Regions from separate parts of the Homo sapiens genome. Here region 1 is linked to region 2. A link is a contact called in ENCODE Hi-C data. All regions are on one chromosome and are shown on one strand. Each heading gives the region's core, a stretch centred on a gene start or an enhancer-like site at or near the end of the contact. The rest is flanking DNA. Distances are from core to core; before and after follow the strand shown.

The links. A loop is a pair of places that touch in the nucleus more often than their neighbours do. Pooled maps may share reads with other maps.
Region 1: a pooled map shows a loop between it and region 2 (5-fold over the local background). The contact joins the enhancer-like site here to the promoter of SNX19 in region 2. A Hi-C loop is called at or near these places in 3 of 50 pooled maps.

What each region holds. Positions count from the first base shown.
Region 1 is chr11:129,746,656-129,752,579 of GRCh38, reverse strand. No RefSeq gene overlaps it. Among named protein-coding and RNA genes, the nearest start is that of TMEM45B, 66 kb to the left of the region's middle. RefSeq lists a silencer at 1,648-1,747 and enhancers at 1,535-2,034, 2,035-2,536. Within about 2 kb of position 1,724, at least 3 of the 41 ENCODE cell types and tissues checked have a DNase peak (open chromatin) inside an H3K27ac peak, as active enhancers do.
Region 2 is chr11:130,912,505-130,918,375 of GRCh38, reverse strand. It overlaps SNX19 (sorting nexin 19), which reads left to right and starts at 1,897. Exons shown (of 11, transcript NM_014758.3): 1 at 1,897-4,110. The coding sequence starts at 2,437. RefSeq lists a silencer at 1,705-1,984 and an enhancer at 2,105-2,154.

The DNA.
Region 1 (5,924 bases), core at 475-2,974, 1.2 Mb after region 2:
TGTGCTCTGCACACTCTGATAGCGGAGAGCTTGTACTCACCCCCCATGTTTGAAATATAATTTGCATACAGTATAATGCATAGATCTGAAATATATAATTCAATGAGCTTTGGCAAATATATACAGTTGTGTGTTCATACATGTTTTACAACTGGCTCTCTGGTGGGATAAAAAAGCCCTGCTTTGTAGTGTTTGCCAATTTCTGGAGTATAAATATTTCCACCACGGTGGATTCCAAGCTATCAATGTGATGCTGACTGGCTTGCAAACATCCTGAAAAATTAACAGTCCACTCTCTTGATGGTGCCAGCAGGCTTCAGCACACCACTGCCTGTACATAACTGTGCAACCAGCACCTAGATCAACATTCAGGACATGCCCATCACCCCATAAGTTGCCTAGTGCCCCTCCGCAGTCAATCCCCACCCCTATCCTGTGTGGACAACGATTCTGATTTCTATCTCCATCATTTAGGTTTTCATATTCTAGAACTTCATGCAAATACAGTATATTTTTGGCCTGACTTTCTATTTTTGCCTCAGATTTGAGAGTCCCTCCTGCGGTGTTTATCTGGTTGTTTGTCTTTTTCATTGCCCAGTAATGTTTCATTGTATGGATGTACTATCATTGATTCTCCTGTTAATTGGCATTTGGGTTGTTCAAAGTTTTGGGATTTTCTGAGTAATCTTGAAAGTACTTGAGAGGCTGTAAAAAAGAGGTTCTAATATTCCTGGCAAAACTTTCTGCTGGGAAGAGGAAATAGATCCTGAAGCTTCAGATTTTACTGGCGATAATGAAAGAGCATCTTTGAAAGTGTCTAGCATGTGGCAGACATTCAATAAATGTTAGTGGAGTCTCACTTTGGCAGAATTCTGCTTCTAGGATCTGTGCCCAGAAATAGATCGTCTTTTACAGAAAGGTCAGAATCAACCATTGTAGAGAAAATTTAAAAATACCTCAGAGAGATTCCATCTTCTCATTTGATAAATCCATTTCAGGAATATTTCACGATTCTAACAATTAGAAAAATGTCTATGTGATATTTTTATGTTATACTTTAAAGCCTACCTGTTATACATATTATCTGATTTACTTCATACACATTTAATTTTCATTTTATGCACATTATTTTATTTAACTTTTGCTACAATGCTGCAAGGTAAATGTACTTCTACTTTACAGATAAGGACAAATGAGGCTCAGAAATGCTAAGTAACTTTCCTAGCTCACGGAGCTAGTGAGAATTTGATTGCAGTTGCCTGACTCCAAAATGCATGCGTTTTCCTCTGCAACGTGCGGCCCCACCATGTTCACACCTCACTACAGACAGGAAGCACATGTTATTCAGATAATCGCTACCCATTTTCCTTTCATCCTCGTTTTTCCAGCGAGCAAAACATCTTGTACAGTCAGTTTCTTTTTTCATTTCAAAAGTACACTTTGAATAGGCTCAGGACGGCCTGATTTAAGCAAGCAGAAGGAAAAATCCTTACAAAATCTGTGTGGGCCAATCAGCAATGTGACAGAACGTTCGGCAGATGGCGCTGTTTCCACACGAGCGTAACGGCGGCCACAAGCGTTCTGCCGCCAGGGGGCGCCGCGTTCCGCCGGAGAAGCGTGGCTCCCGGGCGCGCGGCCGCCGCCTGCCCAGCACCGGCGCAGGGCCCACGCCTCCGTCGCGGTGCGTCCTTTCCCTCCAGGTGGGACGCTGCAGGCCCAGCCGCTCCCTGTGCCTCCAGACAGCCAGGGCTCTCACGTGGATAGGCTGCTGGACCAAGCTCAGTCCAGGAGGCCGGCTTCAACAGCTTCTGCTCAGCTCTCCCGGGCAGCACAGGACTGTGCAGAGCCTCCCCTAAACCTCATTCTTTTCATGGGCAAAGGGAAGCACAGCAGCGTTTGCCTGTTCTTGCCAAGTTAGCACCGAGGAAGTTTCATCAGGGAGGGGCAGGGGCCTCAGAACAGGGAGGCCGCAGGGCGGCCTCGGCAGAAGGTGAGTGCTGGCAGCCCGTGGCCCGAGACGTTAAGCACTGCGGGGAGAAAAGGAGAAAGAAGCTCCTCGAACTTTAGGCCCACTCCGGTGTGTGAGGAGCCCGGCCGAGAGCTGAGAGCAGCCTGGTCTTCCCTTCTCGGTGAGGCTTGCGCACTTGCCTCCCTTGCTGCTTCCAGAGTCATAGCCCCGGCCAGTCCTCCAAGGGCCCGCGTTCCACCATGGCCAGACATTCCCTTTGAGAGTCTGCAAAGCTTGTTTTCTCTCGGAGAATTCTAGGCAATGCAGGTCAAAGAAAGGATTTTGAATCAAGTCCTCGGCTACGTCAGATGGAAGTGCTTACAAGAGCTGCATTAATGGAATAATTCTTTTACTCCATGATCTGACTCCTGTCTACGTCTTTAATATTTTATTTTATTTTCATTTTTTTTTAGAGTCAGAGTCTCTCTCTGTCGCCCAGGCTGGAGTGCAGTGGCACAATCACTGCGCACTGTAGCCTTAACCTCCTGCGCTCAAGCAATCCTCCCACCTCAGCCTCCTGAGTGGCTGGGACCACAGGTGTGCCACCACATCCATGTCCAGTGTTCATTCTCACTATTTTCCCCGACGCCTGCTGTTGCTTTTTTATACTACTTGCAGTTCCTCGCAATGTTGCAGAAGCACTGCCTCCTCCGTGATGGCCTTTGGGTTCGTCTAACTCTTCCTTCATGGTTTGTCCCCTTTATAGAATCAATAGCGCCTATCCCAGAAATCCAAAATTTTCACTGCACTTGAGACTATTTACTTATCCATCTCTGTCTTCTGGGCTGTCATCTCATTGAGTTCATATTCACCTTTGAATCTCCAGCATGCAGCCTGAGGACTGGAGGTCGCACTTAGTAGGTGTTCACTGAGTGAATAAAGGAAGGATAAAAACACTCTTCACTTTGCATTTAGGGAAAAAATAGATAATACAGAGATTTCCATCAAAACCAAACCAAGCCAATGTCTCTTGGAACCACACTGACAGTTTATGCCTTGGACAACTGGTGTGATGGTTTATGGTTTCTTCATTGTTGCTATGTATGTCTGTGAACGTATTTGTCTTTTAAATTACTTACTGGAGCAAGAAGTTCACTTTTACTTCATAAGGTAGATCCTTGAAACAGTCACTACTTTTAAAATAAAGTCTTCCCCTGTCCTCCTTGAAAGGTTCTTCTCGGGCTGCGTGTTGCAAGATCCTTCCTTGCAAGGCAGTCGATGCTGTCTTATCCCCTCCCCTGGAGCAGAACTGGGGTTACCTCTGGTAGCTTTGGACGTGGCCATCCAGGGTTGGTTTTGTAGAGATGAGACTCAGAGACATCAAATAATCTTTCCTTTACTCAGCATTGGAAGATTTCAAAGAAAGTATGTGCAGGAGGCAGAAGGTGGGGTCAGGATTGTTTAAATTTGGGGAGCTGCTTTTCTAGGGCAGTGAGAATTCTCTTGCTGGGTGGAGTTTGGTGCATGCAGCTGGGCTGGGGGTCGCTCCCAGCAGGGAACTCCTAAGTGCCAGCCCAGGCTCTCTGACCTGGGGCTAGTCTCCATTGGCAAATGCCACCCTCTGTCTCCCATCATCTCTCCCCTCATCTATGAAGAGGCAGGAAGGAGCTCTGGGAGGTGGGAGAGAGCAGAGGCCACAGTCAGTGTCCTCTGGACATGTTGATAGCTAGAAGCAGAGCTGAGGCCCTGGGGACAGACACCTTGTCCTTATGCTGAAGAGACCCTTTTTTAGCGGTCATTGCAAGTTGAGTTGGGATAAGGATTCTAGGTCTGGTTTATTTTTTTCTGGAAAGTATATACTTCCTCCGTTTCTCTGGCCTGATTACTGCCCACATGCCACCAGGGGATAGCTGTCCTTCTGCAGTAGTGGGAGACATGGAAGATCATGGACTCTGGAGCTGGACTCTCTGGGTTCAGATCCTGGCTTTGCCTCTTAGTAGCTGTGTGACTTTGGGCCATTCAGGTAACATCTCTGTGCCTAAATCACCTGTTCTGTAAGGTGGGTTCACCTCATAAGGCAGCTGTGAAAATTAAGCAGATTAGCACATGTTAAATGCCGATGACAGCACCAGCATGTAACCAGTATGCAGAGGACATGAGCTCTTACTGTGCCTGCCTTCTCCTTTCCCCAGCCCTCTCCCTTCAAGGTGGTCCCTGTTCATCTCAACAGGTACTCATTGGTGCCCCTGTACCCAGCACCATGACAGGCACTGAGGGGGATACAAGGAAGCTTAGACGTGGTTTCCATTCTCAAGAGGCTTATGATATGGGGACATGGAGACAAAAGCAAAGTAATAAAAATAAAAAACAGGGGAGGGAGTGGGGAAAGAATTGAAAAACTTCCTATTGGGTACTGTGTTCACTACTTGGGTGAAAGGATCGTTAGAAACCCAAACCTCAGTATCATGAAGATACTCATGGAACAAACCCACACATGTACCTCTTGAACCTAAAATAAAAATAGAGGCCGGGTGCAGTGGCTCCCACCTCTAATCCTAGCACTTTGGGAGGCAGGGGTGGGTAGATCACTTGAGGCCAGGAGTTCGAGACCAGCCTGGCCAACATGGTGAAACCCTGTCTCTACTAAAAATACAAAACTTAGGTGTGGTGGCTCACGCCTGTAACCCCAGCTACTCAGGAGGCTGAGGCACAAGAATCACTTGAACCAGGGAGGCACAGGTTGCAGTCAGCCAAGATCACACCACTGCACTCCAGCCTGGGTGACAGAGCAAGACTCTGTCTCAAAGATTAAAAAAAAAAAAAAAAGCAACTTTGTTAAAATATATGCCACTAATATATAAGTGTCATAGGAGTTCAAAAGAAGGAGACAGGGGGATGTGAGTGGCTTCATGAAAGAAGCCAAACTTGATTTGGGCCCGAAAGGGGGCAGAATATGGAGAACGGATTTTATGACTTTCCCCCCCACTATCTACAACTCTCTGAATTGTTCTGGCTTCTAAATCAAGATGGCAAAAACAATTGTCACCGCTCAGCTCAGGGAAATTCTCATGATGCCAGTTTACCTGGCAAGTTATACACAGGCTTAGGCCACTGCTGCCTTTGAAACTGTAGGAAAAATGCAAAACGTTCAAGGGCTGTCCCATTCCTCTGAATAAATACCCCTAAAGCAAGTGGTCCGACTCTGGGGTTGAGCTTCCCCCAGGCTTCGATGTCTGCCTGCGCTGTGGCTGTAGATGACTGACTTCCAGCCCAGTACATTCCACTGCTCTGAGCTGCTCCTGTTTCCCTCCAGAAGTCTGCAAAGCATTAAGCACTATATTTAACTCCAGCCTAAAAGAAAAATGCCTGCCTCTGAGCATCCAGACAGGAGAAAGGATTTTCACCTCCGAGGACACACAGTCATTGTTCACCTTGAAGCCATGGACACACAGGCCCGGAATGTTCATCCCCTCCTGGCTCTAGCTTTAGCTTTTGGGTGGGCTCAAGAAAGTGGAGGCCATTTTGATGACACTCAGTAGGTTAAGACCCCACACGTGGGAAGTTGGCTGGCTGAGTGGGGCTTTGTGCACAGCCTTGTGTAGTTAACCATTAACGGCTCATGAGAATCATCTGAGGAGCCTGTGGAAGTTGCAGATGGTGGGATCCGTGCTCAGCGGTTCTGAGTCCATCGGTCTGCGATGATGCCCAGGGATCTGTGTCTTTAACACACAAGCCAGGGGATTCTGGCGAGGGTGATCTTGGACTAGACGTGGTAGAGAACAGTTAGCTGGAGCTATTGGCGACTTTGTCAAAAGAGGCAAAGGAAGGAAAAAAGGTGGAAGCTGAAGCAGGGGGAGTGATTTTGAATGGTTTATGAACTGAATGACGAGGACACAAATTAAGGCAAATCATTAATTACATCATAGCCTCAAGAAGGCCCAGAGCAGGGATTTACAGCCCCATTCAAAGAAGAACT
Region 2 (5,871 bases), core at 648-3,147:
ACACCCGTCCAAATGACAAGTGCACGGGCATGTCCATCAAACCCGCTTCAGAATCAGGAAGGCACTCTTGGCTACCTTGATGCTCCAGACCATCTGGTCAGGTGGCATAGCGCCCACTTGCAAGGTCACTTCCTTACTGCCCTGAACACTCCAGATTATGCTGCCAAGTAAACTTTCTCTTTGAACTGCCACAGGAAGTCTTCAGCACCGTCGGTAGTCCCTTCATCATTCACATTTCTGTTTTAGCTCCCAACTAGGTGGCAGGGACTTTTCTCCAGAGCATTGTTGCCATTTTCTAAGTGCTCCTGAGGACATTAGAATGGTCTGGGAAGGTAGAGGGGCAGAGCCCACTTCTCGGGTTCCTTTTCTGCGGGAAGGCAGGCAGCAGTGAAAAGGTATGGACCGTGAAACCGTGGATTCACATTCTGCCATCTCACGGGAGTGCCCAGTCTGCTTAGTGGACACTGATCCTAAATCAAACCATTTGCTTTAGAAGTGATGAATCGTAAACTACGGGTCACATCTAAATGATGGCTTCTTTCGTATTCAAAGGAAGTCTCTGCCCCAACAGCAGCAATGGACGAGACAGGAAGCTGCAACGCACTTCTTGTTGGCAGAGTTTTGGGTTGGGATTTGTTTGAAGATTCCTTTAAACATCTAGGGAGTAGTCCATGATGATGAAAGACTGCTCACAGCACAGAGAAGGTGGACGAAGGGCAACCATGAGCAGCTCTGTGCAAACGATGCGAATCCTATGCCTAAATGGAAAGGAGACCCACCCTGCGGGCACAGCTCCTAGGGCCCAAGGTGGACATGGAAGCTGGCTTCACGCAAAACTGACACTAACACTTTTGACACCTGGTCAGTGCTTCCGGTATTTTGTCTTCCTATAGGTTCCTGTGTAGACAAGTGAAGTCTAATTTGCTAAAACCAAAAACAATCCAACATAGAGCATATTCCAAAGCAAATATATTACAGGATTATCTGAAAGGACACCTCTATCTCTGCTTTCCTTTTCTATGTTTTTGGGGAGGATAAGGCGAGAAGAGATAGAGGGAAATAGAAACCCTCATCCTTGAAGACTCAGCAGAAAGGCACCTTTTCTGTGAGCTTCTCCTTAACCATTGCAACCCACAGTGATCTCTCCTTCCCCTGAATTCCTATAAGATTTTGTATTTTACTATATCGCACGCTGACTGGCATTACTAGATAGCCAATCGCGTTCAAAGCGCTGGCATCCCCAGTTAGCAGGAGGTCCTGGAGGACAAGGTCTGCTTCTATTCGTCCACGCTGCCTCTCACATTGAAGACAGCAGATGCTCAAAATATTTGATTGTTTGTGTAATGCCACCAGCAAATAACCCTCAATCACAAATTTGATTTTGTGATACAGTATATGAAATGTACAACATAAATCTATCTCTGTATCGTTTCATGCCTTATATTCTGCAATTCCTGACAACAAATGAGGGTCTTTGTGCTGGGGACGCGGGGTACCGGCTCTAGGGGAAACCGGATAAATGTTAAGACACATCAGGCCAATGAAACTTCGCCTCCATGAAATTAAAATAAACCGGATTATTGACAGCGTGCCTAAGCAGTAAAGGACAGGCTTCATTTAATAACCAGAACTAGGACGCGTTTTAAAGCGCCTGGAAGTCTGGGTCTTAGCGGTGATTGCTGCGGCGGCTGTTTCGTGGCACTTCGGAAATCTGCGCCAGCTCTTGGCGAGCACGCGCCCCGTGCGCGCTCAGGCTCACGCTCAGGCTCAGAGACTACCTCGCGCAGGGCCGTCAGGGCGGCTCCTCGCCAGCAGAGGGCGCCGGGCAGCGCCGCTCCTCGGGGCGCGCGCGGACGCTCTCCCAGCATGCCTCGCTCCCGTCGACGTCGACCCGGAAGCTGTCGCCGGCGGCCGGCCGGCGGTCAGCCTTCACACAGGCCCGGCTGCGGAGCGCAGTCGCCCAGGTTTACGGCGGCAGAGGGCCGAGGCTCCCGGAGAGGACCGCGATGAGTCCACTTCAGGTCGGGGCTGAGTGTGGGCGCGCGGTTCCCGGCGGCGTGTGACCCAGTCTTCGCCGGCCGCTGCCCGCTGCGTGTGTAAGTGTCCGTGGGCCCCAGGGCCTTGCAGCGCCCGCCCCGAGGCCCCGAAGAGGCCTTCCGCCTGGGGCAGTGTGAAGGCCACAGAGTTTTCCTCCAAAGCCACACCTCAGCTGGAAGGGGCGAGTTGGAGGGCTCTGTTAGTGGTAGCCATGGGGAGACGCGGAGCTGCAGCTGTCGCTTTGCAGTGCCTGTAGGACTTTGAGGGCCTGGAGCCCCGGTTCCCTGAACAGCACCCAGATCGCCCCATATCTGAGACACAGTTCATGCCCCCCTTCCCTAACTCTGAAGTAAAATCTTGAGGGCTGTCATCTGGGGAAGCCACCTTGTCCGTTCAGCCATGAAGACAGAAACAGTGCCACCGTTCCAGGAAACTCCAGCTGGATCGAGCTGTCACCTCAATAACCTGTTGAGTAGCCGGAAGCTGATGGCTGTGGGGGTCTTGCTTGGCTGGCTCCTGGTCATACACCTTCTGGTCAACGTGTGGCTGCTGTGCCTTCTGTCGGCATTGCTAGTGGTGCTGGGAGGATGGCTGGGCTCCAGCCTCGCTGGAGTGGCTTCAGGTCGACTGCATCTGGAACGCTTCATCCCGTTGGCCACCTGTCCTCCATGCCCTGAGGCAGAAAGGCAGCTGGAACGGGAGATCAACCGCACCATCCAGATGATTATTCGAGATTTTGTGTTATCTTGGTACCGTTCCGTGAGCCAGGAGCCAGCCTTTGAGGAAGAAATGGAGGCAGCCATGAAAGGGTTGGTCCAGGAGCTTCGGAGAAGGATGAGCGTGATGGACAGTCATGCTGTTGCCCAGAGTGTTCTGACTCTCTGCGGTTGTCACCTGCAGAGCTACATTCAGGCAAAGGAGGCCACTGCAGGGAAGAATGGTCCAGTTGAGCCTTCCCACCTCTGGGAGGCTTACTGCCGGGCGACTGCCCCACATCCTGCTGTGCACAGCCCCAGTGCTGAAGTCACCTATACGCGTGGCGTTGTGAATTTGTTGCTTCAAGGGCTGGTGCCCAAGCCCCACTTGGAGACTCGTACCGGACGCCATGTAGTGGTCGAACTCATCACATGCAATGTAATCTTACCACTGATCAGCAGGCTGTCAGATCCTGACTGGATCCACCTTGTACTCGTGGGTATCTTTTCCAAGGCCAGAGATCCAGCACCCTGCCCAGCCAGTGCCCCCGAACAGCCCTCAGTGCCGACATCTCTGCCACTGATTGCTGAGGTAGAGCAGCTTCCAGAAGGGAGAGCTTCTCCAGTAGCAGCCCCAGTATTCCTAAGTTACAGTGAGCCAGAGGGTTCTGCAGGCCCCTCTCCAGAGGTTGAAGAAGGCCACGAAGCTGTAGAGGGAGATTTGGGTGGGATGTGTGAAGAAAGAAAAGTAGGAAACAACTCATCTCATTTCCTACAGCCAAATGTTCGAGGTCCCCTGTTCTTATGTGAAGACTCAGAGCTGGAGTCTCCGCTGTCTGAACTGGGCAAAGAAACCATCATGCTCATGACTCCAGGCAGCTTTCTCTCTGACAGGATTCAGGATGCCCTGTGTGCCCTAGAGAGTTCCCAGGCTCTGGAACCCAAAGATGGTGAGGCATCTGAAGGAGCAGAGGCTGAGGAGGGTCCAGGGACAGAAACAGAGACAGGCCTGCCGGTCTCCACACTGAATTCCTGCCCAGAGATCCATATTGACACAGCAGACAAGGAGATAGAACAAGGAGATGTTACCGCCTCTGTTACAGCTTTGCTGGAGGGGCCAGAAAAGACCTGCCCCTCACGGCCGTCATGCTTAGAGAAGGATCTCACCAATGATGTGAGCTCCCTTGATCCTACTCTGCCACCAGTTCTGCTTTCCTCCTCTCCACCTGGTCCTCTCAGCTCAGCCACCTTCAGCTTTGAGCCCCTAAGCAGTCCCGATGGTCCAGTTATCATCCAGAACCTTCGTATCACTGGCACCATTACAGCCCGAGAGCACAGTGGCACTGGATTCCACCCATACACACTCTATACTGTGAAGGTAACAGGATTAAAGCTGTGGGTGCTCACCCGGGCTAGGAGTGGGTTTGGAAAGCAGTCATGAAGCAAATGTTCTTGGGGGAGAGATGCTGTTAGTTTGAAGTGGTTCTTTCAATAGGCATCTATCTCTGTGAATGGTCTGAAGCTAATATGTAAGGCAGAGTAGCGTTTATCCTGTACTCACACAAGCAATCCTGGAACCTCAGGGCTGCTAGAATGCTGAGGGTTATATTTTCAGTGGTTCCCAAACTTGGCTGCACCTCAAAATCACTTGAGCTGCCTTTCAGATATACAGATTCTGACAGACTCTGTTGGATTCTGTATGAGAATTTCTAAGGAGGGGGTCCCTGGATTCTGTATTTTATTTATTTTCAAATAGAACTCTCCAGATAACATAGAGTCAGCCTGTCCTAAGGCCATCTTGGGGAATTGCCTCTCTAATCCAACCAACCCTCTTCATGTTATCTCTTGTCAAGTTGTTCCCAAGTCTGCTTACACACCTCCAAGAGTCAAAAACTTGCTATCTTCTGAGATAGACATAGGTAAATAACCTACCTTCCTAAAACAAAGTACAAAATGTACCAGTATTTTGAAAAAGAAATCAGCAGGGAAGAAGTTGAGAAAGAAAATTCTTGGACAAGATCCTACCCATTGGATTTTACTTGCCTTCCACACTTGAATTTCTCTCATTTGAGTCCACAAGCTACCACCAGGGACAGCCTGCTTGCTACACTCCTCCGAACTCCCAATCCAACTAAGAGGGAAAAGACCTTCCTTGATCTGCTCAACACAGCTGCATCATGACATAGCATTTTAGAAAGTAACATTATGACATTTTCAAGTAAGACGGAATGGAAGTAATTAGAAATGCATATGGGTGAACACACAGACACACACTCATTATAGGCAAATTGTAGAAGTACAGATGTCTGGTCATAAAATAACTGAGACTAGCCTCAAAGGACTGGTATAACTTTGTTAACATTTTCCTGCCTTTTTGTTCTAATTCTGGATGCCCCTATGCCATGCACCTTTCTCACATTTAAGTGTTGGCTTCTGGTTATTTCATCTTTTTTTAATGACTATTCCAATACTGACATAAAACAGCAGGTTTTTTCCCTCCTCATTAGCAGAAAAATTAAGTTGATGGATAGAATGTTTAAGTTCCCAGTCTTTCTCCCATTATTTGTTCTTTTTTGTTGTTGGCTAGATTTTGACATCTGCTACTGCTTCAATTAAGCATTAGAAAAGAGTAAAGTAAAAAATGAGAACGAAATAATATAGCCAATTATGAGTAGTTTGAAATTGGGTTTAGATTTTTATATGGACATATAACTGATTTTAAATTGTATATCAATATTATTATACTTTCTGATAGTAAATAGTTTTCGGTTTATGTGATGGAAGTAACCATAACGGTGTTGAAAATTGGCCCTCGAGGAGCAGCATATTCCACAGAAAGCCTCATAGTTCCAAATGCTCCAGGCTTGAGAGCCCCACCCTGAATGCCACCTGTTGCTCTTACTTGGTCTTTCCTTCTCAGTGCTGTTCTGAGGGACTGCTTTGCTCACATCAGCTCATAATGAATACCCTGTCTCCAGAAAATTGTAAAGCACCAGCCACAACTCCCACCAACGAGGAGGTAGTTTTTTCCACCTCTTGCCCACAGTATACCTCAACCGAAAAATAATAGCCCATTCCTAATGAGAAGGCGCACATATATACTTCTCCCACAGCGTTTCATTGTGTCTTAACTACCCTG